Regions from separate parts of the Homo sapiens genome. Here region 2 is linked to region 1. Evidence: chromatin loops called from intact Hi-C (ENCODE). Cell type or tissue: PC-9. All regions are shown on one strand. Each heading gives the region's core, and the rest is flanking DNA. Links, peaks and the distances in the headings are about the cores only.

What was found. A loop is a pair of places that touch in the nucleus more often than their neighbours do. Peaks named below come from ENCODE experiments on the same cell type or tissue, not always from the same donor. Only the 100,000 strongest peaks of a DNase experiment are listed, where the experiment ranks them.
Region 2: a loop joins it to region 1, with 9 times the contacts of the local background. A loop is called at or near these places in 6 of 110 quality-filtered maps.

Annotation. Positions count from the first base shown.
Region 1 is chr6:11,428,592-11,443,970 of GRCh38, forward strand. All of the region lies in intron 1 of LOC105374928 (a long non-coding RNA gene), which reads left to right. It overlaps LOC105374929 (a long non-coding RNA gene), which reads left to right. Exons shown (of 3, transcript XR_926485.3): 3 at 710-969. Among named protein-coding and RNA genes, the nearest start is that of TMEM170B, 100 kb to the right of the region's middle. In PC-9, for the core only: no CTCF peak of the experiment used is centred there; a DNase peak (open chromatin) is centred at 6,320; H3K27ac peaks cover 2,485 bases.
Region 2 is chr6:11,336,064-11,351,442 of GRCh38, forward strand. It overlaps a transcript of NEDD9 not described here. Among named protein-coding and RNA genes, the nearest start is that of NEDD9, 110 kb to the left of the region's middle. RefSeq lists an enhancer at 7,894-9,093. In PC-9, for the core only: no CTCF peak of the experiment used is centred there; a DNase peak (open chromatin) is centred at 8,418; H3K27ac peaks cover 2,500 bases.

The DNA.
Region 1 (15,379 bases), core at 4,850-7,349:
ACAAGCTTCCTGTCCTATGATGAGTCCCCAGGCTGGCTGCAGGTTCTTTGTAGGGTAAAACTGGGTCTAAGAGCTCTTTGCACCTCTCAGAAGATACTAAGAATTCAATGAGATTTACTGGACCGATTAACTAACAAATGAATACATTCTTTTTTAACACAATGCCATGCAGAGTTTGAAACAACACTGTCAGTAACCCCTCTAAGTAACTAAGGCTGAATATGGAATGAATAGGAAAACATTTAGTCCTTGTTTTAAATATCAAGTGATTGTTTTCTGCATCAAATTTAGAATTCCGGTTTTGCCAAACACATCTCAGAGAAACAGGCTGGCCCCTGAGCCAGACAGCAGTTGTAAACATCTCTTCTTCCTGTTTAGAGACAGTACTGAATTCCAGAGCTGGACCTGTGAAATACCAGCGCTCCTCTCCCTCTAGGGCTTAGAAACGAATCCCTGAGGGTGTTTGTGTGTTTAGACTTCAGTGATGCCCAGTGCTGGTTGAGTGGTTAGCTCACCACACAAACCACCAGGAAAGGGGTTCAAAACAAGACAGATGGGACTTAGAGCAAAGGGAACACAATTACTCAACGGTCCAGAATCTCAATCCTAGAAGCCAAGTTATGGTTAGCCACATTGCTTCATTATTGACCTTGTTTTTTGGTACATATATTCTTTCTTGTACACTGTGTCTTTTTCTTTTTCTAATCAGCCTTCTTCCCACCAACATGGATTGTGCTGAAAGATGGCAAATACTTGTATGCTGACAGTTTTCTACAGCTTAAGACCCGGTTCTTGATGGGAGAAAAATAAACATCATCAGCTGCTTCCTTCCTAATAACCATACTATTTTAAGGGAACTTGAGATTTTGTTTATAAACTACACTGATGGTTATGTAACCAATGAGATCTATATTTCTGGCACATTTCCTTTCATACAGACTCAATTAAAATTTTCAGCCCTCATAGTAATCTTTACATTTTGTGGTTTACTTGACAACCTGGTGAACCTTGACATTTACCTGAAAGTCAGATATGCGTTTTAAGGTATCAGGAGAAAAAGAGTTTTCTTCTGAGGTAAAGGAGGCAGTGTGAGGTTGGTTTCCTGTCTTCAATTAGCATTAGATCATAGGTTTCTCGGCTGGGGGTCCCATGACATCAGGTGGCCAGAGAGATGGAGGAATAGCAGCTCATGAATCACCTGACAGCAGGGGGGATATGGAACAATTCTTTCAAGTCTAGCTGGGACTGTTAACACCCATGCCAGGAAGAGCTGTGTCAGTCTTCTGTAGCCCTGAGCTGGGCAAGGCAGTGGATTTCTGGAGAGGCCTCTCTTTGCATGCCTCAATAATAAAAGACTATCTTTGTCTTAGTTTGTTTTCTATTGCTATAACTGAATGCCACAGACCGGGTAATTTATTTTATTTTATTTTTAAAAGATGTTTATTTGGCTCATGGTTTGGAGACTGGGAAGTCCAAGGGCATGTCCACAGCTTTTGGAAATGGATTTCATGCTGCTGTACGTGGTAGAAAAGCAGCAGGCAGACGTGAGCACAAGCGACCGCAAGAATGAGCTGAGCTTGCCTTTAGAACAACACACTCTGATGAGAACTAACGCGTTCCCGTGATAATGGCATGAAGCCATTTGTAGGGCTCTGCCCTCACAGCCCAATCACCCCTGCAAGGCTCCACCTCTTCCTACTGTTACATTGGCAGTTAAGTTTCTAACACATGAACTTTTGGGAGCACACATTCGAACCATAGCCCATCTTAGGTCTCTAATTACACAGTGCGATCAGCCATGACTAGAGCCCTGCTAACTGATCACAGGTTTGATGAAATAAAGAAAGAGCAGTTTTGTGGTTTATTGTGATCCAGTCCATGGCATCCAGGTGAGAAATTCGTCAGTTCTGCACCATGCATTTATTTCTCTGTTAGTAAAAACTGCATTACAGACTGAATTTTTGTGTCCTCCCAAAATTTATATGTTTATGCCCTAATCTCCAATGTGATAATATTTGGAGATGGGACCTTTGGGAGGTGATTAGGTTTGGATGAGGTCATGAGGATGGTGCCGCCATGATGGGAATAGTACCCTTAGGGAAAGAAGAAAAGAGCAGAGCCTTTGCTCTCTCCTCCATGTAAAGATGCAGCAAAAAGACAGTCATCTGCCAACCAAGAAGCAAGCCCTTACCAGGCACTGAATCTGCTGGCACCTTGATCTTAGACTTCCCAGCCTCCAGATCTGCAAAAAATCAATTTCTGTTATTTAAGCCACCCAGTCTATGGTATTGTGTTACGCAAACCTAATCCGATTAAGACGAGCTATTTGGACCCATTGAAAAGGAAAGGGCTCATAGCCAACTCTTTTAAAAACCTTCCTCTCTTGTCTCCTTATTCACTTTTATGCACTTAAAATTTCTAGTATTTAATCAGCATCTTTTTATGCACGCTGCTATTCTCTTTCTATCTGTTCCAGTATCCTTTTCACCCTCCTGCCCATTTCCCCTTTTAGGTCATTGCCTGGCTACCTCTTACTGCATGTGCATCAAGACTCAGCTCAGGGCCGGGCGCGATGGCTGGCTCACGCCTGTAATCCCAGCACTTTGGGAGGCCGAGGTGGGCAGATCACGAGGTCAGGAGTTCAAGACCAGCCTGGCCAACCTAGTAAAGCCCCATCTTTACTAAAAATACAAAAAATTAGCCAGGCATAGTGGCGCATGCCTGTAGTCCCAGCTACTTGGGAGGCTGAGGCAGGAGAATGGCTTGAACCTGGGAGGCGAAGGTTGCAGTGAGCCAAGATCGTACCAATGCACTCTAGCCTGGGTGACAGAGCAAGACTCGGTCTCAGAAAAAAAAAAAAAAAGACTCAGCTCAGGTGTCTCCTCCTGCATGAAGCCTCCCAATGCCCTCCTCTCCCTCACCCCTAGCCTGGCCTGGATTCTACACACCCCCATAGCACCCTGTGTCACCTCCTTCCAAAGCCTCTATTCTCCTGTGCTTTATTTTTCACTCCCTCTCACTAGACTGTGGATTTCTCATTGAAGGCGGGAGTATGTGCCGAGCTCCAAGAGTAGAATCTTGAGCAGCAGGCATAAAAAAGTGTTTACCGAATAAAATGTGTGTGTCAGTGAAGCCCTTGGAACAGAGATCTTAGGTCATCAACACAAAGGGATGTCATTGTGCAAGAAAGGACCAGGGGGAACAAATGCCGGGCAAGGGCCACGGAGCAGATTAGAGTACAGCACAGATGTTCAAGTCAAAGTGGGGCCCCAAATGTTTCTAGAACCGTTGAGATAAAGGCAATGAAGTAACAGAGGAGTTTGGAATGGAACTGATTTTAGAAGCCCAGAGTGCAGAATCTCAGGAGGAGATGAATTTCAATATGGAGCATCAGAGACTGTGGAATATTTATCTATCTGAACAACAGCTCTTTCATGGGCTGAGTTGTGTCCTTGAGAAAGTTGAGCTGCTCTCAAGTCAAGCTCTTCTCAGACTTTAAGTTGGAAGATAAGAGAGGTATGGGGAGAAAAATGAGAGGCTGGAATTGGCACACACCAGAATTTTGCCTGGGCATTTACCATCCCCAGTCTCTCCTCCCCCCAAATCATGAAGCCTCTTTCTCTTCCGGGTTTGGGTGCCCCAGCAAGACTCCCAGATTCAAGAAGGCCATTCGTGTCTAACACATCTGCCAACAGGGAATGAGAACACCATATCCTCGCCCTGGTCACGCCCCTCCCTACTTGGGGTTTAGCTAGCCCACAGTTTCATGGGAAACTCTTGTTTCTTAGGATCTAAAGGTTAACTTGAAATTCGTTTCTGATGAAAAACGTAAGAAAACTTTGGAAAGCTGAGCTTGGGTGTTTTACCTTAGGTTAGCTTCCAAGTCCAGAAACTCTGCAAACTGTAAAAACTGTAGTGATGGATTTATGTGGTTCCCTGACCAATACAGATATTTGTAATAATAATAATAGAGGAAAAGATAGCACAGCCTCAGAATTTTTTCCCTTTACTCAGCTGAAAATTAAACCAGACAGGCAATTACTAAGGTTTTGCCATAATATGTAATATGTGTACACCGCATTTATGGCACATTACATCTTACATGGTTATTATTCTGCATTCTTCATCCAATCATCTTATTCCTTCTGGTATTTTTATGTGGTGAATGACTACAAGCTGAAAGTCAAGTGAGAAAGGCACTGGTACTGCAATAAAACACTGACTCAATAAAGAAGGGGCTATTTAAAATGTGACCACCACTACAGTGGACCACAATTGGGGATGTTGACAGTGAATTCTTGAAGACTGGAAAAGTACTAAGGTATTAAAGCACCATCTGTAATACTATTTTTACTGCTGTGACTCATTCTGTAATTCATTCTACTATCATGCCACAATTATAACTCATTCCTCTTTCTCAAACATCAAGATTCAATAGCTTTTTGAGTGCTTTTGTAATGCTCTCTGCACTTAACTAGAAAAAAAATCAAAAGAAGAGAATTTCATGTTAAAATAGAAATGTGATATTTAAAAAAATTTTTTTTTTAGATCTTGGAGAATGCTATTGTATATTCTGACCTATTATTAGAGGAAAAGGAAACAGTTCTATTAATACTAAGTATAAACTCAGATCTATTTGGAAAGCGCTTTCAACTGATTTTCTAAGTTGTGAGTCACTAGCTGTTTTTGGTGTTTGGTGTCATTTACTGGGAACTAAATTGAATCCTATTTTGGGTGTATCAGCAAAGATATAATGGATTATAGTAAGTCAGGCTTCTGTTCAGAATTTTTTTGTTCTGTTTCAAACAGTGTTTGGTCTATCTTTTCTTTCTTTCTCAATTCCCTAACTTCCTGTATCTTTTCTTTGGGAGCTAATGTTTTGTTTTCTTTCATTCATTTCTTTCATACTTGTTCTAACTTCCCACTTTTCTCTTTTGGAGAATTTAAATTATCACCACTCAGCAGTCTGGATTTTTCATTCTAAAGATAGAGCTCTGCCACTCAGCTGAGCAGGTGGAGGGTACAATTTGACTTCTTACATCTATTCTAAATAGTAGGATTTTAAGAGAGAGGTTTTATATTTTTTCCCCAATGTAAGAGAAAGTAGCCACATGAAGTATATAAGGGCCTAAGTACAACTTATTGGCATAGTAACATATATGTTATCATAATTTATATATGTTATCTATTATAATTACATATTCAACCCTATATTCTGACTTTGAGATCTAAAAATCAGCATGTATATGTTGTGAACTATTATGTTCTGACCCACCAAAGAGTAGTAAATGACAAAGGAATCTGTTGAAATATGCAACTTTTCCATAATTACTAGGTATAGTGAACTAGTTAAACAAAAAATGTAAGATCAATTATTTCCACTCTGTAGCTCGATGTCTAGTCCAAAGTGAGGCTCCAAAGGTCATACTGAATCAAACCACAAGAATAAACACATGATCAAAATGAAATACATAACTGCCTGTTGGAATAGACTTCTCTGGGCTGCTTACTTCTCTCACATTTTGTGAGTATCTTTAGGGCCAGGCTCTTCTCACCCTCTGGGGCATGTTAGTTGAAGACTTATTTTTGTCAACAGATTGTAATATTCTGAAGGCAGTGATTATGTTTCCTATTGCTTAGTGTCCTCTATAGGGCTAAGTGGCAAAGCTCTAAAAGGGCAGATGACCAGGAAATGTTTGCTGAATTGGAAAAATAAAACAAAACAATTCAAAGGAGGTGCTGGTGCTTCTTTACTTTACAATCCCAGACTCAGTTATAGAATGCTGGCCATAATCTCAGCAACCCAAGCTTGCTTTCTTTTTCTTTTCTTTTCTTTTCTTTTTTTTTTTTTTTGAGACGGAGTCTTGCTCTGTCACCCAGGCTGGAGTCCAGTGGCATAATCTCAGCTCATCTCAGCTCACTGCAATCTCTGCCTCCTGGGTTCAAGCCATTCTTCTACCTCAGCCTCCCAAATAGCTGGGATTACAGGCACGCGCCATCATGCCCAGCTAAATTTTTGCATTTTTAATAGAGATCGGGTTTTGCCATGTTGGCCAGACTGGTCTCAAACTCCTGACCTCAGATGATCCACCCGCCTCGGCCTCCAAAAGTGCTAGGATTTACAGGTGTGAGCCACTGTGCCCGGCCCCAGGCTTTATTTCAAGAAAGCATTCTTAAGAAGCTATGAAATGCCTCTGAAAATTCCTTGCAACCTTGGAGTAACTTGATCCGGAGCCTAGACACTTGATTCTAGTCCTTGATTTTCTTATCACTTTCTGTAAACATTGAATAAACTACTGACTCTGCATTGCCTTAGCAAACAGAGTTTGTGTACATACTGCATCATGGGGAGTTAACAAAACCAACTGAATTCACAGTGGCTGCTATGATCAGGACAACTAACGTGGTTGAACTAGAATGGATCTTAGGAAGTCACTTTTCTTTTGCCAGTAACACATGCATTCTTGTGCATGAAGCAATGTATGGCTGACAGCCATCAACTGAATTACTCAACAGCTCCTCTTTGGTGCAATGCACTGTGTTGGACTCTGATACCCTGAATTCTTGATCCTCAAGGCATCGCCAGGACATTGGACTTTAGGTAAGTTAGGAGTTCTTCTTGGCTGTGCTTAGGCATCCAAGGAGCAGTGTGTGGAGAAGCAAAATTCAAACAGGTGTTATAACAAGGAATTCAATTCTGTACAGCGTCAGAATCAAAGTGACTCCCACATCATGATCCAGTTTGAGCACTGCTCCTTGTGGGCTGTTTGGATACTTCCAGGTGATACTAGAACCCCCTGTAGATTCATTGAATGGAAAGAGAAAGGAATTTAGAGATAGCCAAACCTGGCTAAAAATTTTGGCTCCAACAATTACCAACTATGTGAGATTTTGAGCAAGTTGCTTAAACTCTTTGAGCATTAGTCTCCTCATCTACAAATTGGAAATTATGAGTTGTTGTTGTTATTAGATTAAATGGGATTATGCCAAAAAGCTTTTATTATAATTCATGCCATTTAGCAAACATCAAATAAAAGATAACTTTTCCTCTTCTTCCTTTCCCTCTCCCATCTTCTCCTCCTTCTCCTTGCTCTTCTGCTCTTATTCTTATTCTTATCCCTATTCTTCTTATTCTGTGTCTATACTGGGAAAAGTACACCAGCATGGAAGGCTACATCCATCTTGCATAGAATCAGGTGTGAGGAAGACCCTAGTCCTCTTCATGGCCTTGTGTGCATGCACACACTTATATGTAAAGGCAGGAAAAGGGTTTGAGGTAGAAGGGGAAGATGGCACAGATTTTTTGAGGCAGGGATACTATCTCACGCAACACACCACCTGAATAGCCCCCTGCCCAACCAGTTAACACTCCTTGAGCAGGGAGCTGGTGATACGCTGATTTGGTCTAATTGTCATCTCTCTTCAGTCTCTTCAATTCCTGTGCCCTAGGAAGGTATGTGGAAAGAGAGAGGCAGCACTTTACTAATGGATGATTCTGCATTCTCATAAAGACCATTCTCAAGTTCACAGGCTTCAGAGGGGTGCTGCCTCCAACCACGCCTCACCCAACCCTGGTCCCCTTCTGCTCACTCCAGGGGCCCTACCAGATGAGCTTTCTGAGATCCACATGGTCCAAGGCCTTTCTCTTGGCTACTTCATATTCTAAATGCTGGGGCAAGGAACACAGTAGAAATTAAAGATGGGGAACTTGGCAGACAGGAAAAACAATTCCTGTGTACGCCAACAATTTGTAGCTAGGTCACCAAATTTGAGCTGCAAGAAAGAGGTAGATAAACACAAAACTAGACTAAGAACACATTCATCCATTTATTAATCTATTCAATTAGTTAAGATTATTATTATTTAAGTTGTTATTAATCTGTTATTTAGTTAAGATTATCATTTGGCTAAGATTGTTCGCTAAATCCCTATAATTGTAATCCCTGCTGTAACAGACACTGGGCTAAAAGCTGAGGTTGTAATGGTAAACGAATCACATAGAACACCTACACTCATGCATTTATAGTCTGGTCTGGAATCTTATGGCCTTGATGAGTAAACATCCACTTGTCTAATAATATTTCAGCTACTAGTGCCGTGTAACAAATTATCCCCCAAGTTAGCAGCTTACACCAACCTTTGTATGATGCTCATGGCTCTGAAGTTCAGGAATTTGAACAGGGCACAGCATTCCCTAATGTCTGAGGCTCAGCTAGCAAGACTCAATGGCCAGGGGCTGAAATTACCTGGTGGTGTCTCTGTTCACTTGGCTGAGTTCTTGCTGGCTGTTATCTGGGAGCCCTGTTGAGTTGTTGCCAGGAATACCTACATCATGTGACCTCTCCAACAGGATAGCCTTAGGGTAACTGTGTCTCTTAGGTGGCAACTGGCTTCCCCTAGAGCAAGCATCTCAATAGAAACCGGCAAAAGATGCATGGCTTTTTCGGGCCCTGCCTCGAAGATCATTGGCCATCACTTCTGTCACATTGTATTGGTTATTAAGGCTGAATAGACTCCAGGGAAGGAGAATTTGAGTCCTTTAACGTCTGCTGCTTGCAGCTAATAATGAAGGAGAGGCAAGGTAGGAGCACGTGGGATAGGAGATAGAGCTGTGGACATCTGTAGAAAATGCAGTCTGCAAAAATGACAAGTGTTATGGTAGGGGAAGAGAGGGGAATATATGAGGAGCCTTAGTCCTCATTGGCAAAGTCAGTTAAGAAGTTTTCAAAGAAAATGTCCACCTAGCTGAGGACCAGTGGAAATTAACCAAACAAAAATTACATGTAACATAGTATTTTAAGCAGGTGAAACAACATGGGTGAAGGCCAAGGGTCTGTTGAGAGCCTAGGCCATATGTGGAACTGAAATAGTGTCCGTGTAGCTGCCTTATAGGGTATGAGGGTGATATGTAATCAGGGAGGGTGTGATAAAGTTGGTAGAAAGGAGTGTAGCCTAGTGTAGTGAATTCTTATAATTTTATGTTGTCTCAGCATCCATTTGGAATAAAAGTTGGACTTTTTCATACCCAAAATAGGGCTTCATCACCCTTGACATGGTTTCTAGTTCTCTGTCTTCTCAACTCCTCAAAGTGGTTATTCCAGATATTTGCCTTAAATGACCACCTCCTGGTGACCCCCTCCCCATGGGTCAGCTAGATACAACCTGCTTGACTCACCCCACTGACCCCCACACCCCACATGGACTGTGCAGTGACCACCTCTCAGTCACGGCACAACCCCACAGAGCTCATATCTGCTTGCTGTAAACCCACCACTTAGAACTCGTCATGGGAAACCTAACTGGGGAAGGCCCTGGACTCCAGTAAAGGCTTTGGCCCACAGGTGTCTCTGTGTCTTGCTCCCCATTTGCTGATCGTGCATGGATGTCCTGGATAGCTGCCTTCTTTCCATTGGCCCTGTGAGTCATGCTGCTCTGTGCTCTCTGGGATCTGTAAGGAATACACCGCTTCTGGTAGATTGTGTGTTGTTGAGTTGCTTCCTCTGTATCTCACTTGAGAAACACACCTGAACCTAACTTCTTTCCTGGTCAGAGCTCTCTAGAGCATGGCTATCTTGGCAGGAATAAACTGGACACGAGTTAGACAAGAGCACAAGGGCATCTTCCAGAATAAATGAGTTTCCTGTTTGAGGGACACCCGGTCACAGATGGGACACTTAGTCATGAGGCAATGAGCCAGGATAAAGAAGTACCCTGTGAAAGGCACGTTCTAAACATGCATGGTCAAATCCCCTGGAGCCCCATCAGCACAGGGCTGGAGTTCATAGCCACTCTAGAGATAGAGACCTCATGAGTAAATTAGAGAAAAATACAACATGTTGTGTGTATATGTGTGTGTGATAAAGAAATGAAGCTAGAGGTAAACAGTGTTTACCACATCATGAAGGTTCTGGTGAAACATACTATGGAGTTTGAACAATAGTCAGTTGGGGGCAGAAAGAAAACATTTATATTTTGAAAGGATATTATAGGCAGCATACAAATGAGTACAGGATTCAAATGCAATCAACCCTTAATTTTCCAAAATTCAAACTCTGTAACAGATAAAGATACTTATCCTGGCCATGAAGAAGAAAGTGTAAGCTGCTTGTTTGTCTTCTATATTATTATTTTAAAATTTTAAATGAAAAGTCCTCTTTATTATCCTAAAGAAGTATACTTAAAGCTCAGATACTATTAAATTTCCTCCCACTCCTCAACTTATAAGATTCACATATATAAGATTTTTCTGACTCCTATGAAAAGCATTGGTACACCTGAAATATTGCCCTAAGGCCTTACGTTAAGTATCATTTATTGCTACTATTATTTTTCATAAATATGGAGAAAATCTTCACTCCAAGAGAAAATTTAAATCCCCAGTCACCAGTCTCTTCTCTAGAAAGAATCAAACTTTCCTCAAGAAGCAAAGATGCTGAGTAGGAGATGCCATCATCATAAGACATTTGATGATACTGTGGTCTGCATGGCAAACGGCCTTTTACTCTGTGAAACCATTAATTTCCTGCACTGTGGTTCTCAAGTGTTTGCCTTCTTGGAACAATGATAGGAAGTTTCCTAACATAAGAAGGACTATGACGACAGCTACATGTTGCTCCTCCTAGATTTGGAAAATGTCCCATTGTCCTTCATGCATTAGATGGATCTAAAATAAGAAGTCTAGACAGTGGAAAATGTATGTAAGACTTGAGTTTGTTCCCTATTATTTAGTATTGTCAAATGGAAGTCACTCAGTAATCTCCCCTCTAATCAAAGCAGAATTGAGGAAGTATGCAAGAGTATAAAGTACATATGTAAAAGTAAGGTCATGAATCTTAGGCAGTTTTCCTAGTTCATTGTTAGCTACTTCAAGTTTTTTTAGAAGTAGGTAAGATAAAAATTATATGGAAGTGAAAAAAATTTTATTTATCAAGTTTGAAAGCAGCTTGTTTCTAATATTCAAGACCCTTCACTGCCCAATAGACTTTGATTATAGCCGGTAAATAGTTGGTTTAGTCGGTTTGATACTTTGCCAGTTGACGTGAGGCCACACCAGTCTATTTTATCTTTTACTATATCCCAACACAACAGGTGTTTTACACCCTTTTATTTGAAGAAACTTTGAGAAAGCTTACTATTCAGGCTTTGTTCTTCTTCTTACCCCCACTGGTAATATCCTACATTTCAAAACGAAGTAGTAGTGTTCAACTTTGTTCTTCTTTTCTACATTTTCTTTGGATACTCTAAGTCACTTGAATTTCTGAATGAGTTTTAGAATCAGCTTTCATTTTCTGAAAAAAAGAAAAGAGATAAAAAATGCATCTGGGATTTTGATTGAGATCATATTGATTCAACAGAGAGATTTGGGGAAAATTGATGTCTTAACAATACTAAATCCTCTGACCCAGGAACAAAGTCTCTTCATTTTTTCCCCTCTAATTTCTCAGCAAAGTTGCATCATTTTCAAGGCAGATATTTTGTCAGATTTATCCCTACTTATTTCGTTTTTTTTGCGCAATTGTAAATGATGTCATTTTTAAAGTTTTTTCCATTTCCAATTGTTCATTGCTAATTTATAGAAATACAATTAAATTTTGTATATTGATTTTATATTCTAAAATTTGCTACCCTAACTTACTGGTTCTAGTAGTTTTTTATAGATCACACTGACTTTTAAATATAGACAATTATATTGCCTGCAAAAGAAAAATTTTTCTTCCTTTTCAATCTTGATGCCTTTTATTTTTTCCCCTTGCCCTATTATACTGGCTAGATTCTTCAATACAATGTTGTATAGAAATGGTTGCAGCAAGCATCCTTGTCTTTTCCTTCATGTTTGGAGAAAGGATTCAGTCTTTCATCATTAAGTTTGATGTTAGTTCTAGGGGTCTTTTTTGTTGATGCCATTTATCAGGTTGAGGAGAGCCCTTTATATTCCTAGTTTGCTAAAATGTTTTAACAGGAATGGTGGTTGGATTTGTCAGAGGCTTTTTCTGCATCTACAAAGATGATCACGATGTTTCTTTTTTTGTTTGTTATGGTGAATTACATTAATTGTGTTTAAAATGTTAAACCACTCTTGCACTCCTGAGATAAACCTCACTAGGTCATGGTGTGTTATCGTTTTCATTTGTTGTTAGATTGACTTGTTAAATTTTTGTTTAGGATTTTTACATTTAAGTTCATGAAAAATATTGATACGTAGTTTTCTTATCTTACAATGCTTTGTAATGTCTTTATCAAGGTAATTCCAGCTTCATAGAATGAGCTAGGAAGTGTTATCTGCTCCTCACTCTCTGGAAATGTTTGTACAGAGTTGATATTATTTCTCTCTTGACTGTTTGGTGGAATTCACCAGTGAAGCCATCTGGGTCTGTAATTTCCTTTGTGGGTTTTAAACTACAAATTTAATTTCTTTCATAGATGGGGGTCTATGCAGATTTGTTTCTTCTTGAATGGGTTGTAGTAATTTGTGCCATTTAAGAAATTTGTTTAACCTAAGCTATCACGTTTATTGACGTAAAGTTACTCCTAATATTCCTTAGTATCCTTTTAATATCTCATATGGTTTGGCTGTGTCCCCAACCAAATCTCATCTTGAATTGTAGCACCCATAATTCCCGCGTGTTGTGGAAGGGACCCAGAGGGAGATAATTGAATCATGGGGGTGGTCTCCCCCATACTGTTCTTGCGGTGGTAAGTCTTCTAAGATGTAATGGTTTTATAAGGGGAAACCACTTTTGCTTGGCTCACTTTTTTTTTGGCCTGCTGCCATGTAAAATGTGCTTTTTGCCTTCTGCCAGGATTGTGAGACCTCCTCAGCCACGTGGAACTGTGAGTCTATTAAACCTCTTTTTCTTTATAAATTACCCAGTCTTGGCTGGGTGCAGTGGCTCGCGCCTGTAATCCCAACACTTTGGGAGGCCAAGGTGGGCAGATCACAAGGTCAAGAGATCAATACCAGCCTGGCCAACATGGTGAAATCCCATCTCTACTAAAAATACAAAAATTAGCTGGGCATGGTGGCACATGCCTGTAGTCCCAGCTACTCAGGAGGCTGAGGCAGGAGAATTGCTTGAACCTGGGAGGCAGAGGTTGCAGTGAGCTGAGATTGCGCCTGCACTCCAGCCTGGGCAACAAGAGTGAAATTCTGTCTCAAAAAAATAAATAAATAAATAAATAAATAAATAAATAAATTACCCAGTCTCGAGTATGTCTTTATCAACAGTGTGAGAGCAGACTAATACAGTAACTTGGTACTGGTAGAGTGGGGTGCTGCTGTAAAGATATCAGAAAATGTGGAAGCAACTTTGGAACTGGGTAATAGGCAGAGGTTGGAAGAGTTTGTAGGGCTCAGAAGAAGATAGAAAAATGTGGGAAAGTTTGAAACTTCCTAGAGACTTGTTGAATGGCTTTGACCAAAATGCTGATAACGATATGGATGATGAAATCCAGGTTGAGGTGGTTTCAGATGGAGATGAAGAACTTCTTGGTACCTGGAGTAAAGGTAACTCTATGTTTTAGCAAAGAGACTGGCAGCATTTTGCCCCTGCCTAGAGATTTATGGAACTTTGAACTTGAGGGAGATTATTTAGGGTATCTGATGGAAAAGATTTCTAAGCAGCAAAGCATTCAACAGGTGACTTGGGTGCTGTTAAAAACATTCACTCTTAAAAGGGAAAAAGAGCATAAAAGTTTGGAAAATTTGCAGCCTGGTGGTGCAATAGAAAAGAGAAAAACATTTTCTGAGGAGAAATTCAAGCCAGATGCAGAAATTTGCATAAGTAATGAAGAGCCAAATGTTAATCGCCAAAACAATGGGGAAAATGTCTCCAGGGCAGGTCAGAGACCTTTATGGCAGCCACTCCTATCCAGGAGAAAGAAATGGTTTTGTGGGCCCAGGGCTCCCCTGCTCTATGGAGCCTAGGGACTTGTTGCCCTGAATCCTAGCTGCTCCAGCCATGGCTAAAAAGGGCCAAGGTACAACTCAGGCCATGGCTTTAGAAGGTGGAAGCCCAAAGCCTTGGCAGCATACACATGGTGTTGAGCTTGCAGGCACGAGGAAGTCAAGAATTGACATTTGGGAACTTCCGTCTAGATTTCAGAAGATGTATGGAAACACCTGCATGACTAAGCAGAGGTGTGCTGTAGGGGTGGAGCCCTCATGGAGAACCTCTGCTAGGGCAGTGTGGAAGGGAAATGTCAGATGTGATTCCCCACACAGAATCCCCAATGGGACACTACCTAGTGGAGCTGTGAGAATAGGGCCACCATCCTCCAGACCCCAGAATGGTAGATCCACTGACAGCTTGCACTGTGCACCTGGAAAAGCTGCAGACAATCAATGCCAGCTCCTGAGAGCAGCCAGGAGGGAGGCTGTACACTGCAAAGCCACAGGGGTGGAGCTGCCCAAGACCATGGGAACCCACTTCTTGCATCAGTGTGACCTGGATGTGAGACATGGAGTCAAAGGAGATCATTTTGGCGCTTTAAGATTTGACTACCCCGCTTGATTTCAGACTTTCATGGGGCTTTTAGCCCCTTTGTTTTGGCCAATTTATCCAATTTGGAATGGCTGTATTTACCCAATGCCTATACCCCAGTTGTATCTAGGAAGTAACTAACTTGCTTTTGATTTTACAGGTTCATAGGTGGAAGAGACTTGCCTTGTCTCAGATGAGACTTTGGACTGTGGACTTTTGTGTTAATGCTAAAATGAGTTAAGACTTTGGGGGATGGTTGGGAAGGGATAATTGTTTTGAAATATGAGGACATAAGATATGGGAGGGGCCAGAAGTAGAATGATATGGTTTGGCTGTGTCCCCAACCAAATCTCATATTGAATTGTAGTTCCCATAATTCCCATGTGTTGTGGGAGGGACCCAGTGGGAGATAATAGAATCATGGGGGTGGTTCCTCCATATTGTTCTCGTGGTAGTGAATAAGTCTCACAAGATCTGATGGTTTTATAAGAGCAAACCCCCTTTTGCTTGGCTTGCATTCTCTTTTTGCCTGCTGCCATGTAAGATGCGCTTGTTGCTTTCCACCATGATTGTGAGGCCTCCCCAGCCACATGGAACTGAGTCCATTAAACTTCTTTTTCTTTATAATTTACCCAGGCTCAGGTCTGTCTTTATCAGCAGTGGGAAAACAGACTAAGACAATATCCATAGAATCTGTAGCTATGTCACCTTTGTGTTCATGATATTGTCCACTTGTGTTTTCATTTTTCCTGATCAGTTTGGCTAGAGTTCTATCAATTTTATTACCCTAAATAACTGAATTTGGGTTTTATTGATTGTATTATTCTGTTCTCTCATGGCTATAAATAAATACCTGAGACTGGGTAATTTATAAAGAGATTTAATTGGCTCATGGTTCT
Region 2 (15,379 bases), core at 6,927-9,426, 90 kb before region 1:
TTCCCTAGTCACCTCCTCCTGCCCTCACCTCCCTCAGAGTCAGCCTTTCACAGTCATCTCTTATGACACTTCTCATAGGCCACCTTCCTTGGCATCGCCAAGTGGAGTTAACGGTTTTCTTTCTGCCTTGGTCATGGCTCTACATTTACTATACTATAGTGATATAATTATAGCCATGTGCCACTTGACGATGGGGACGTGTTCTGAGAAATGCATTGTTAGATGATTTTGTAATTGTACAAAGTGCATAGAGTGTACTCACACAAACCCAGATGGTAGAGCCTACTACTTACCCAGGTTATTTGGTCTAGCCTATTGCTCCTAGGCTACAAAAGTAGACAGCATGTCACTGTACTGAATATTGTAGTCAATGGCAACACAATGGTAAGTATTTGTGTATGTAAATACTTCCTACCTAAACATAGAAAATGTTCAGTATGAATATGGATATAAAAGGTAAAAAGTGGCACATCTGTATAGAGCAGCTACCATGAATGGTGCTTGCAGGACTGGAAATTGCTCTGGGTGAGTCAGTGAGTGAATGTGAAGGCCTCGGACATTACCGTACACTACTGTAGACTTTATAAATACTGTACATTTAGGCTACACTACATTTATCAAACAATTTTTCTTACTCCAATAATAAATTACCCTTAGCTTACTATAACTTCTTCTACTTTATAAACTTAAGAAAAATTAAAACTTCTTTACTCTTTTGTAATTAAAAAGAAAGACACTAGAACACGTATTAGCCTAGCCCTACATGGGGTCAGGATCAGCAGTATTGCTGTCTTCCACCTCCACATCTTGCCCTGCTGGAGGATCTTCAGGGGCAATGACATACAGGGACCTGCCATCTCCTAGAATGCCTTCTTGGCTGGGCGCGGTGGCTCACACCTGTAATCTCAGCACTTTGGGAGGCTGAGGCAGGCGGATCATGAGGTCAGGAGTACGAGACCAGCATGGCCAATAGTTGAAACCCTGTCTCTACTAAAAATACAAAAATTATCTGGACGTGGTGGAGCATGCCTGTGGTCCCAGCTACTCAGGAGGCTGAGGCAGAGGAATCTCTTGAACCCAGGAGGCGGAGGTTGCAGTGAGCCCAGATCATGCCACTGCACTCCAGCCTGGGTGACAGAGTGAGATTCTGTCTCAAAAACAAAAACAAAAACAAAACAATGCCTTCTTCTGGAATACTTCCTGAAGGACTTGCCTGAGACTGTTTTAAAGTTAATTTTTAAAAATAAGGAGAAATTGTACACTCTAAAATAATGATTAAAAGTATACTATAGTAAAAACAAACTAGTAAAATAGTAATTCACTATCATCAAATATTATAGACTGTACACAATTATATGTTGTGGCAATGCAGTAGTTTTGTTGACACCAGCATCACCACAAACATGTGAGCAATGCATTATTATGTGATGTTAGGATGGCTACAATGCCACTAGGTGATAGGAAATTTTCAGCTTCATCATAGTCTTGCGGGACCACGGTCCTATATACGGTCTGTTGTTGACTGAAGCATAGTCACTTAGTGCATGCCTGCATTATTTTATGTGTCTTTTCTCCACCTGAAGGGCAGGAGGATGTTCTGTCCAACTCCGTCCCTGGCTCTCAGTGCAGTATCGGGCATCAGTAGGTGTTTAATAAACATTGCTGTGTGCACATGCCTTTAGCTGGCATGGATGGGGAGGGAAGAGCAGGGGATCTGAGTTTTGTTTCATGGATTTATCGCTCCAACAAGCTGTTGTTCTTAGTTAAGCAAGTTTAAGCTCTCTTCTTTCCTCAGAGGATGGTAGTGCGTTAAAAAATATTAAGGTTTTCAATCATACCAGCGTGTATTCACTTTATACATCTCGGGCATGAGGAGATGCATGTTACTATCTGTGCTTCATAGACACATAGCAAAAACCTCCCCTCAGTAAGCAGTTTAACTCTGGGTAAGTGTCCCTTGGTGTCATGAGTTGAGTGCTGTCCCCTCCAAATTCTTATGCTGAAGTCCTAAGCCCCAGTGCCTCAGAATGTCATCTTATCTGGAAATAGGGTTGTTGCAGATGTCATTGGTTAACCTGAAGTCACTAGAGCACACCCCTAATCCAATGACTGGTGTCCTTATAAAAGTGGAAAATTTGGACATAAACACACATGCACACAAGGACAGTGACACATGAACATGAAAGCAGAGATTAGGGTGATGCCTCTACAAGCCAAGGAATGCCAAAGACGGCCAGCAAACACCAGAAGTTAGGAGAGAGCCACAGGTTCTCCCTTGCAGCCCTCGAAAGGAGCCAATCCTCCTGACACCCTTGATCTCAGCCTTTTAGTCTCCAGAACTGGGAGACAATAAATGTTTGCTGTTTAAGTCACTCAGTTTGTGTTTTTGTTTTTTAACAACAGCCCTAGCAAACTAATACTCTCAGGGACCCTTAAGTGAAGCATCAGAAAGAAGCACTTTATCCTAAATCTCCCTTATTGAACTATCATTTTGAAAGCCATCATCTGGGATGATTCTGGAGCCCTTTGCAAATGGGAAAGGAATGGACGCATTCCAGCTCTTTTAAAAATTAAATTAGGCTGAGCGCAGTGGCTCACACCTGTAATCCCAGCACTTTGGGAGGCCAAGGCAGGCAGATCACAAGGTCAAGAGATCGAGACCATCCTGGCCAACATGGTGAAACCCCATATCTACTAAAAATACAAAAATTAGCTGGGTGTAGTGGTGTGTGCCTGTAATCCCAGCTACTTGGGAGGCTGAGGCAGGAGAATTGCTTGAACCTGGGAGGCAGAAGTTGCAGTGAGCAGAGATTGTGCCACTGTACTCCAGCCTGGCGACAGAGCGAGACTCTGTCTCAAAAAAAAAAAAAAAAAATTAAACTATGGTTGTTATTTTCTTTTTTCCTATTCTTTTTTAATTTTTTCAACCGAGAAATAAAACTATCTGGATCTAGGTGCATATACAAATAAATTCAAAAGATATAGACTGAAACATAAGTCTCCTGTTTATCTTTATTTTCAGTCCCAGCTACCCAATTTCCCTCCCCCAGAGGCATCCTTTGTGTGTGCAACCTTATGTATGTGCAGATGTACATTTCATTTTTCTCATAATTGTCATACACTATATAATTATCTATATATTGCATTTATCACTTTATTATAAACATTGGAGATAACTATTAAAATACCAAACATGCCTCATTCTTTTTGATGACTGCATAGTATTTCTTTGATAGATATATTTTCTGCCTATTTAAAATACATTCTCAGCTGACTTTCTCAATCAAAACAAACAGCATTTCCAAGGTAATCACTTCTCAGCCTGGATGAGGCTGAGCCTTTCCACTGCTCTCTCCCTCATTAAATAAATGGATACTCTTTTTCTACTTGAGGTAGTTAGATATGCCTCAACCTCTATGAAAACCTACTTTTCTCATGTTTTATACAGGTGTGGCCAAAGTGGAGCAGCTTATGTCTGTTGTGCAACTGGTGCATCCTGCCCCACCAGATCATATTTCACCAAGTTTTTCTCCTCTGATGAGCTATGCTAAAAATGATCAATTGGACACATGTTATGCCAGATGAAATGTGAGACAACATTCATTAATCACAACCTTTGATTAGCGTATTCATTGCCTTCCTGTGACCTGTGGGCCATTATTCACTTTCTCAATTCTGCTGCACTGAGATTTCAGGACTTGACTGGGTTCTCTCTATTTGCATTTCTAGAACCTTTCTTAAATTCTCATAGAAACAACTGGGAAATGCTTCTTGTTAAACAAGACTGTGCTTGCATTTGTCATCTAATTTCCAAAAATAAGTTAATAAAGCCATTCAGCTGTACGGTAATGATATCCTACTTCTTATGGTTGATTCCAAATGTGAGCTTAAGGGGATAATAACCATGTTGAACTCATAATTTTTCACTTTGAATTTAAGAAGCTCTTTAAACATTAGTGATGGCCGCAAGTTCAGGTGACCTTCAGAATTCCCTTCCCTTTCCACAGTCTCTGTATCTAATCCATTCTTCAAACCCTAACTCATTGCCTCTCAATAGTCTTCAAAGATCTCCTCAGCCTGAATGAATAACGCCTCAGCCTTCCCTCCTTATGCAAGAGCTGACAGCATGGACCTCTACTTGGCTCTAATTTCCTTCAGTCTTGTTTTTGAGATATTTTTTCTATGCCAGTTGCACATATCTCTTGAGAATCAGAATTGAGTGTGGTACCCTTTATTCACAGAGTAGATCAATGTCAATGTCCACAGGGTACAGTAATAATCATCAGACATTCAGCCTCTCAGATAGTAATAGTTAACATTTGTAGAACGCTTACTTCATATGCACCAGGTATAATTTAGAGAATTTGACAGGAATTATATGCACCAGGTATAATTTAGAGAATTTGACAGGAATTATCTCATTTAATCGTCATAATATCTTTTATGTAATAGGTATTCTTATTATTTCCATTGTATAGAAATAAAGAAAGACAGTTGAAGTCACTTGCCTAAAGTCACACAGCCAATCAGACTTCAGATGATGTGATCTTCCACACTAAGGTACCTGTCTCCTCGTGAGCCCCAAACTCTAGGAAATGAATAAAAACTCAGCCATCGACCTTGAATAATTCAGAATTTTAATTAGATTTGCAAGTTTAGTCAATAGATTCTCTCAATGGCCTTCTAATTCAGCACCCTGCTTTTGTCCTGGAGGTGTTTCCAAGAGCTAGTGTGATTCTGTTAAAACCTAAATCAGTTCTTGGCCCCAAACTTTCCAATGACTTTTCATCTCACTAGAGTAAAAGCTAGAGTGCAGATAATGGCCTATGAAGCCAAACAGTGTCTTTCCCACCACCATGCCTCTCTGACCTACTGTCCTACTCTCTCTGTCCTTAGCTCTCGTGCTCAGCCATGTTGCCTCCCTACCGTTCTAAGTCAGGCAGGCATGCTTCTGCCTCCCACCCTTTCCATTGACGTCCCCCTGTTTGAAACTCTCTTCCCCTAGTTAGTTATCCCACAATCTTCTTTGGATTATGACCTGAAGGGACACTTCTCAGGCTACTGACTGTGATGGAATGACTAGTTTCAGACTATTTCGTCTCCTGTAAACAATTAGAAAACAGGACAAGGTATGTGAAGCAAGATAGTTTTCAGACAATGGAAAATAAACAACACCAGACTGCAAAAATGGGGAGAGGGGAGTGTGAGGTGAGCCCCACAGTAGTCCAGCTGTCTGCCTGGAGACTTGAGTTTGAGCAGAGCACAGGACTCTTGCTGGGCTGAAGAGGCAGGGATCAGAATCTGAGGCAACTGAAATAGCTGGAATCTGTGCAAAGACAAAGCCCTAGAAGTCCTTGCATGCGTATGGGAAGCCCCTCCCTCAGTCCACGGCTGAGGGCTTGACTGTATATGTGCAGGGAAAACCATCAGAGGCTTGCCAGATGTCAGCTGCTATGAGGTTGAGACTGAAACAGTATAACAGAGGTTGAGAAGTTCTGGGTGTAAATATGCGAACATTTAGATTAAAATTAAAATTGAGTTCCTCAGTCACACTAGTCACATTGAAGTGTTCAATAGCCACATGTGGCCAGCAGCTGTCCTATTGGATGGTGCAGACACAGAACACTTTCTTCATTGCAGGTACTATTGAAGAGTGCTGAGCTAGAGCTTCTACAATGTAACATTCACAATGCCCAGTATTCAATGATAAATCACTAGACATAAAAACCAACAAAAACCATACAAGGGTAGTGTAATCCATAGTAAAAAATGAAAGCAAAGGAACTATTCTAAGATGGACCAAATGTTGGATTTAGAAAATAAAGACATTAAAACATATATGTTTTACAATATATATTCAAAAAATATATTAATTAATTAGAGACAAATGGCCCTAAGTTGTGAGTAAATGAGGAATTTTTAGTAGATAAATGGGAACCCTAAAAAGAAACAAATGGAAATTCTAGAATTGTGCAATGCCTGAAGTGAATCATTCATCGGAAGAGCTTGCCAGCAGGTTGGAGATGATAGAAGAAAAAGTGAAGTTGGAGACACAGCAGTAGAAAATATCAAATCTGAAGAACAGAAATAAAAAATATTAAGGAAAAAATGAACAAAGGGTCAAAGACCTATGGAACAATATCAGACAGTCTAACTTACGTCTATTTGGTGTCCCAGAAGGAGGAGAGAGAGAGAGAGAGCAGAAAAAATATCTGAAGAAATAGTGGCCAAGAGCTTCCCAAAATTTTAAAAAATGACTTAAAAATCCACGAAGCCCAAGTAAGATGAAGATAAAGGAAGCCCCACCTAAGTACATCAGTCAAATGACTGAACACTGAAGATAAAGTAGAATGTTAAAAGCAGCCAAAGAAAAAGACACATACAGAGGAACAAAGTTAAGAATTATTACTAGTGCTCATCAGAAACAGTAGAGGCTAGAAGACAATGAAACAACATCTTTGGAGATGTAAAAATCCTATTCACACAGAATTCTATATAAATTGAATAAAAATAGTCTTCAAAATTGAAGGTGAAATGAAGACATTTTCAGATAAGCAAAATCTGAGAAGATTCATCACAAGCAGATCTGAACTACAGGCAATGCTAAAGGATGTTCTTCAGTATAAAGAGAATAGTACCAGGAAGAAACCACACAAAGAATGAAGAGTAATAGAAACAATAAGTAACTGAGTAAACAAATTATAAAACATTCATACAATAGACTCAGTAATAAAAAAATAATGACTGATAAATGCAGTAACATGGCTTCAACTAACCAAAGGAAGCCACATTCAAAAGACTTAACATGCATAGTTGCATATTAAATTCTAGGACAGGAAAAACTAACCTATAATGATGTAAATAGTATCTGTGGTAGCTTGAGTGGGAGTAGGAGACTAAATATGAAAAAGAAAGAGGGACGTTTCAAGGAAATGGAAATTTTCTGTAGCTTGATTAGGGTAGTGGATGTATACATTAGTCAAAAGCCACTCATCTGTACACTTAAAATGTGGGAATTTTACAGAAGATAAATTACACCATGGTAACATTGGCTGAAAAAAAAAACCTTAAAAAAGGTAACTTCGGCCCAGTGCCGTGGCTCACGTCTGTAATCCCAGCACTTTGGGAGGCTGAGGCGGGTGGATCATGAGGTCAGGAGTTCGAGACCAGCCTGACTAACATGGTGAAACCCCGTTTCTACTAAAAGTACAAAAAATTAGCTGGGTGTGGTGTCATGCGCCTGTAATCCCAGCTACTCAGGAGGCTGAGGCAGGAGAATTGCTTGAATCTGGGAGGCAGAGGTTGCAGTGAGTGGAGATGGCGCCACTGCACTCTAGCCTGGGCAACAGAAGGTGGCTCTGTCTCAAAAAAAAAAAAAAGTACCTTCTCAATGAGGCTTTCCCTGAGTACCCTATTTAAAACTGCACCCCACTACTCCACTACTCCCTAGCACATATCTCTGTCTAACACACTGGATATTTTTGTCTTGCTTTATATTACCTCCTAGAATGTAACTTCCATTTGGGCAAGAACTTTTGCCTGTTATGTTCAGAGCTGTGGACCATACCAAGAACAGTGCCTAGCACAAAATGCATGCTCAATAAATTTACATGAATGAATGAATAAAGGAATATATGAATGAATGAATTTACCTTCTTTACTGCTATCAGATATAAGATGAGTAGACAGGCTAAAATCATACTGTGAAACTCAATATGCTGTGAAACTCAAGACACCAGATTTTAGTCTAATTCCAATTTACAGGGCAAGAAACCTAAGTAAAAGGGTATTAAACATAGACTAAATACACGGGCCAGCAGTTGGCATGCTATGTGAGGTGCTTCATCTAGGCTCTTGGGTGAACTATAGATGTTTACAATAAAGGTAACCAGATATCTGTCTGTACTTTATCCATTGGAAGATAGGACTGTTTTAGAGAATTAGGATAAGGGGGAGAGAAGTGAAGTTATTTCTCAAGAGACAGGGTGAGTAGGCTGCTATCTATCACCAAGCAATCTACTACATCCTGGCCTCTTTTAAGTTTTCAGTGAATTAGTAAGTCTAAACTCTTAGGTGTAGTGGGCTCATGACACTTGGGTTGCATACATCTCTGGCTACAAAAATGTGCTGATAAGAATATGTGATAGACATAATATTCTAACATGAATGTGAGCGCAATTCCACAGTTAGAAATCTCACATAACATCAAATTCCAGAGAGTTAAAAAAATTCACCTGGTCCACTCTGTTGGAAAGTCCCCGTTGTTGAAGATGTTTATCCTGGAGAAAGAGGGCACCTTCAAAGTGGCGAAAGGCTAAGATAGGAGTGTGGACAAAATATCAGCAGCATCCCATGGCAACACATTCCTGTCGTAAGCATCACACTCTTCCAAAGAAAAGATCAAGCTGCATTTAAGTTTCAGGTGGGGCATGTTTATTTCAGGTAAGCAGTTGATAAAATAAGATTCCAATCTACAAAGTCATGTGGATGACTCTGCAGTGTGTGACCTCAATGCCACCTCCTTCGGGGCAAACTCCAGCCTATGGCTGATCTCTACTGCACCTAGATGGCATAGCACATGCTTTAGCATGTGACTACAATCTGCTTGGTGCTGTGTCCAGGTTGTTAGCCAGCACTGCGCCTCTCCTCCTGTGTCCATCATGAGCATCAGCCTCTCCAGCCCTGATGTTCAGAACACAGTTACCTTATCTCCTCATTTGCTTTTATTACTAAAAATCCCTTTCATTTCTTGTTTTCCCATCTCTCTTTCTTTTCCCCTACTCTCCACCCATTACAGAGTCAGTATTCAAAAAAAAGTGGAGATTGGGAACAGGTGTGGAAAAGAGTCGAAGTACTCATACTTCTCATTTCAAGCCCTTCTGCTGGTTAAAATTATAAATGCCAGGAGTCAGCCCTTTCAACAAAAAGGAAAGGAATCTGGGGGAATTCTTGTGGAAGTAGAGAAGATATTATGGAAGAAAGGTATTTTTGTAAGATCTTGTCTAGAATAGGGCGGTGGAGAAGAGGGCTTAGAAAGAGGGACCGGGGTGAGGCAGGATGAGAAGGGGAGTGAGAGTAAGAGAGAAAATAAACTTACAGATTCTTAGAGAAGAAGGAGGGAGAAGAAATCCACCCAAGGGAATATCAAAGATAACTCAGCAGGGAAGAGCTGGGGCTAGGGAATGAGAGATGAAGATGAGCTGATTTAATGCTTTAAATCTAAGCCAAGAAAACTGAGTGACAAGGAACTGTGACATCTGTGACTTATTTTGACAGTGTCTTGTTTTGGGCAGTGTGAGGGAGTGTCAGGGTTTTGAGTTACTTGTACATGGAGCTGTCTTGGTTCTCAGGACAGCAATAGAAGAGATGGAGCATCGAGCAAGACAGCAGGTGAGAGAGAGAGAGTGTGTGTGTGTGTGTGCTACATTTGAACACCTTAAAGGAGACTCACCTCCTGCCAACTATATGTGGAGCCAGGATCTCCGCACATCCCTATGCTGTGATAGCTACAGGGGATCGTGGCTTCACTTCCAGGGGAACCTTAGATCATACAAGATGGGAACTGCTCTTAGCTCTCCTGTCTTCCGCCACCAAGTTTCCAAAGAGACTTCCTGGAGTAGGAATGATCTTTTCACCCTCATCAACACTGGTAGAGGACTTTTCTCTGAGTAGAAAGTACATGACACATCATGCATTGGTTGCAAACACCAATACAGTAGGAAGTAAAGCAGCATTTTAGCTGAGATCGAAGGCCAAGTCAGTGTGAGAGACAGAGCATAAACAATTTCCAAGTTTATCTTGTACCACCATTCCCTGGCTCATGCCTTGCAGGCCAACTGGCCTCCTGGTTGTTCCTCGAACACAACTTCTGCACCTGCTCTGTTTGCGTAAAAGCTCTGATCTCAGACCTCCAGGTACTCTGCCCCCAGGACCTCCCTATCTAAGGCATCTCCTACAACACCATGTCTCATTTTCAGGTTCTTCATGGCACTTGCCACTCTCTGACATGGTCTAGCGTGTTTATTTATTTATTTGGCTTTTTTGTGTCTCCACCATTAGCATATAAGCTCCATGATAACAGGGATCTTGTCTATTTTCTCCAGCACTGGGGACAGTGTCTGGCACACAGAAAGTCTTCAGAAGATGCTCTTTGAATGAACAAACATGGCTGTGAATGTAATATTTGTACCTTTTATGTTCCATGGAAGGGTTTTGTTCTGCACTAGGTACTGATTCAGTACATTCTCCCAGTCCTACTATTCCATGTCATGATGGTGGCAGCCCTTAACTGACTAAAGAATGTGGGAGACCAGTGCTAACAGTTCAAGACCCACCCAAAAGAGCAACGCTGTTAATTAAGGGAACAAATGTCTGTGGTTCACTTTCGTTGTACTGTTATAAGAAGGCTCGGAGGCCCCCCCCCCCGAGGTGAGTGGAAAGCCCTCTCTTTACTGGGTAAAATAAACCCAATTATGATGGATACACTAGAATTCCCAGGCAAAGATGTCTTGGCTCTGTCTTTGATTCATCTCCATAGTTTCTGTTTGAGGCTGGTCTGGACTCTCATCGGGGAAGGAGGGGGCTGGGGAGGACTGGAGTTATAGATAGGATCTGGACTGACTGCTGGTTGAGCAGCCACTTTCAACTTTTCAAGGCTCTTGACTTGCTTTGATCACTCAGCCAGTAGCTGCTTAGGGCAGCAACCCTGAATTTGTGCTTAGTAGGGGGCTGGCTCATGGGCACCCATGTGGAGAGGATGTGCAAACCTCTTTTCTCTGTGGGAGCTCATGCTCAGTTGGCTTCAGCCCAGAGCATCTTAGTCAGGACTGGCCTGAAATTTGTGTTGTGAAAGGTCAGCCAGCTTCTCCTGTTACCTGCTCCCCAAACTCCATTTCTATGCTCCAACCCCTTCCCCTCATCCTTCATGTATCTCCATGGGCTAAGAGGCCCCAAAGCACAACTCACCAGCCTGCTCTCCTCAGCCCTCTCCACCATCCCCTCCACTCTCCAGCTTCACCTCAGGTCCTTGTGTTTCCACCAGAAGAGCAAGCCCAAGAGGTGCAGGGTGGAGAGGAGCACTGGGGTACAAAGTGGAGAGGAGCACTGGGGTACAAAGATCGGATGTCTGGCCACTTCTTTTTATTTTCATGAGCTGCAACTTTGGGCAAGTCACTTCTCTCTGAGACTCAATTTCTTTATTTATAAATCTGGGATAAAAATCCCCAGCCTCCTACAAACCAAAAAAAGCCAAGGACCAGATGGATTCACAACCAAATTCTACCAGATGTACAAAGAAGAGCTGGTACTGAAACTGTTCCCAAAAATTGAGGAGGAGGGACTCCTTCCCAACTCATTCTATGAAGCCTGCATCATCCTGATACCAAAACCTGGCAGAGACACAACAAGAAAAACAAAACAAAACAAACAAACAAAAATAACCACTTCAGGCCAATATCCTTGATGAACATTGATGCATAAGCCCTCAGCAAAATACTAGCAAACCTTTCCAGCAGCCATCAAAAAGCTAATCAACCACAATCAAGTAGGCTTTATCCCTGGGACTCAAGGCTTGTTCAACATGTGCAAATCAATAAATGTGATGGGTCAAATAGAACTAAAGACAAGACCCACGTGATCATCTCAATAGATGAAGAAAAAGCTTTCAATAAAATTCAACATCCCTTCATGTTAAAAACTCTCAACAAACTAGGTACTGAAGAAACATACCTCAAAATAATAAGAGCCATCTGTGACAAACTCACAGCCAGCACATCACTGAATGGGCAAAAGCTGGAAGCATTCCCCTTGAAAACTGGAGCAAGACAAGGATGCCCTCTCTCACCACTCCTATGCAACATAGTATTGGAAGCTCTGGCCAGGGCAATCAGGCAAGAGAAGAAATAAAGGGCATCCAAATAGGAAGAGAGGAAGTCTATCTCTGTTTGCAGATGACATGATCCTATAGCTAGAAAACCCCATAGTCTCTGCCCAAACACTCCTTGAGCTGATAAGCAACTTCATCAAAGTTTCAGGATACAAAATTGATGTACAAAAATTACGAGCATTCCTATACACCAACAACAGTCAAGCTGAGAGCAGAACACAATCCCATTAACAACTGCTACAAAGAGAATAAAATACCTAGGAAACAGCTAACCACGGAGGTGAAAGATCTCTGCAATGAGAACTACAAAACACTGCTCAAAGAAATCAGAGATGACACAAACAAATAGAAAAATATTCCATACTCATAGATAGAAAGAATCAACATCATTAAAATGGACATACTGCCCAAAGCAATTTACAGATTCAATGCTATTCCTATCAAACTACCAATGACATTCTTCACAGAATTAGAAAAAACTATTTAAAAATTAGTATGGAACCAAAAAAAGAGTCTGAATTGCCAAAGCAATCCTAAGTTAAAAGAACAAAGCGGGAGGTAACACACTACCCAACTTCAAACTATACTACAGGGCTACAGTAACCAAAACAGCATGGTACAAAAACAGACACGCAGGCCAATGGAACAGAATAGAGAGCTCAGAAATAAAGCTGTGCACCTACAATCATCTGATCTTTGATAAAGTTGACAAAAACAAGCAACAGGGAAAGGAGTCCTGTTCAATAATGGTGCTGGAATAACTGGCTAGGCATTTACAGAAGATTGAAACTGGATCCCTTCCTTATACTATATACAAAAATCAACTCAAGATGGACTGAAGAGTTAAATGTAAAACCCAAAACTATAAAAACCCTGAAAGACAACCTAGGCAATACCATTCTGGGCTTAGGAACTGGCAAAGATTTCATGACAAAGATGCCAAAAGCAATCTCAACAAAAGCAAAAATTGACAAATGGGATCTAATTAAACTAATGAGCTTCTGCACAGCAAAAGAAACTATCACCATAGGGAACAGACGACCTACAGAATGGGAGAAAATATTTGCAAACTATGCATCTTACATCTGTCTAATATCCAGAACCCATAAGAAACTTTAACAAATTTACAAGAAAAAACAACGCCATTAAAAATTTGGCAAAGGACATAAAAAGACACTTTTCAAAAGAAGACATACATGTGACCAACAAGCATATGAAAAAAGCTTAATGCCACTAATCATTAGAGAAAGGCACATCAAAACTACAATGAGATACTATCTCACACCAGTCAGAATGGCTATTAACAAAAAATAAAAAAATAACAGATGCTTGCAAGATTGTGGAGAAAAGGGAATGCTTATATACCATTGGTGGGAGTGTAAATTAGTTCAACCATTGTGGAAAGCAGCGTGGTGATTTCTCAAAGGCCTAAAGACAGACATACCCTTTGACCCAGCAATTCCATTACTGGGTATATACCCAAAGAAATAGAAATCATTCCATCATAAAGACACATGCACATGTTATGTTTATTGTAGCACTATTCACAATAGCCAAGACATGGAATCAACCACAATGGCCATCAATGATAGACTGGATAAAGAAAATGTGGTACATACACACCATGGAACGCTATGCAGCCATATTAAAGAATGAGAGCATGTTCTTTGCAGAAACATGGATGGAATTGGAAGCCATTATCCTCAGCATACTAATCGGGAACAGAAAACCAAACACTGCATGTTCTTACTTATAAGTGGGAGCTAAATAATAAGAACACATGGATAGATGTGGGGAAACAACACACACTGGGAACTAACTGAGGGTGGAGGGTGAGAGGAGGGAGAGGAGCAGAAAAAACAACTAATGGGTACTAGGTTTAGTACCTGGGTCACCAAATAATCTATACAAAATCCCTCATGACATGAGGTTACCTATGTAACAAACCTGTATATGTACCCCTGAACCTAAAATAAAAGTTAAAAAAATAATCCTTGGCCTATCTAGCTTAGAGAGGCTCTTAGTTTGAAAGAGACAATGGATGGTGTGCAAATTGAAGGTCACATTATCCTTCTAGGCTGAGATGTTCATAGTTCACAGTTCTTCAGGAGCTGGCCTGGGCAATACAGTTTGATCTAATACACAATAAACTAATTGACAATTGGCTGTTAATGGCCAAAGAGTGCAAGGGTTATACCATTTACATGGCATATAAAAAAGGTACATATATATCTCCAATCTTTTCATGTACATCCAGTCCTAAGGAGGAAATTATTACAGGTACAGGATTTCAGTCTGACCTCAAGAGGCAACATCTTATGGGAAAAGAGGCTTTTGAACACTTAAGCCGTGGTTTTGACAATTGTCCTTTTGGCCATGCTCAAGGGTATACATACAAAGTCTTGTATCATCTGGGCAGGGCCAAAGATGCTACCACAGGCCACCATCACCATTACATAACTCATTATTTTGCAACTCTTGCCTCATCCAAACTGTGTTTTTCTCTCAGTTCAGTTTCTCTTTCAAAGGACCTGATTACAAATTGCAAAGGCCAGGCAGACCTGGGCAACCCCAAACAGAAGTCTCATCATCTGCTTTGGCAACTTCCTCCGTGACTAACTGTGGGAGCAGAAATACAGACTCACAGACTCTCAGAGTGGACAGGATCTTAGAGGTCGGCGAGCTTGGTCTTCCCTCAATGTCACTGGTACATCAACACAATGATTGGCTTATTGAGCCCCTACTTAGTGCCAGAGGTCATGGTGGGTGCTGGAGGGGATATGACTAAGACACTGAACAAGGCCCTGCCGCTGACCTCACAGTGGGGAGACAGGTGAGTGAGCAAGTGGTCGGGATGCCCTGATACACATAGCGTAGGTAAACACTCGGGGGCTCATGTCAGGGAGTGTCAACCAGGGTCGGGGGGTGGTCAGAAAGGCGTCTTGACAGAGGTGCAGTCTTTCCACACCTCCTTGTCTTTCTTGACATATAATCGACAAACACAAATTTATACATGGTAATGTGTACAACTTGTTTTATATATACATTGTGGACGCCACAATGATCAAGCGAATCAGCATTTCTATCACCTCACAGAGTTGCCATTTTCTTTTGAGAAGTGGATTCTTAAAGGGAGAAAAGAAGTGAGCTGGCAAGAGATTCACAGGTGGAAGGGAGATGTTCCAGGAAGAGTTTACAGCATGTGCGAGGGACATGAGCCAGAAAGGAAGAGAGATGGGAAGAAGGAAGGGAGAGACAGAGAGGGCCAAGTGACCAGGACCAGGACCAGGAAAGAAAGCTGAGCTCTTTGCATATTTAGGGAACTGCCAGGAGTCCCCAGGCTGGAATGTGAAGTTCAAGGCCTGGAGCAGAGGGAGCTGAGACTGGAACAGTAGGATGGACCAGTTCAAGAGGGGCTTCATGGAGCTGGGGCTTCATCCTGATGGGGTTCAGGACATATTGCCCCTGAAAATAGAAAATTGGCATTTGAGAAAA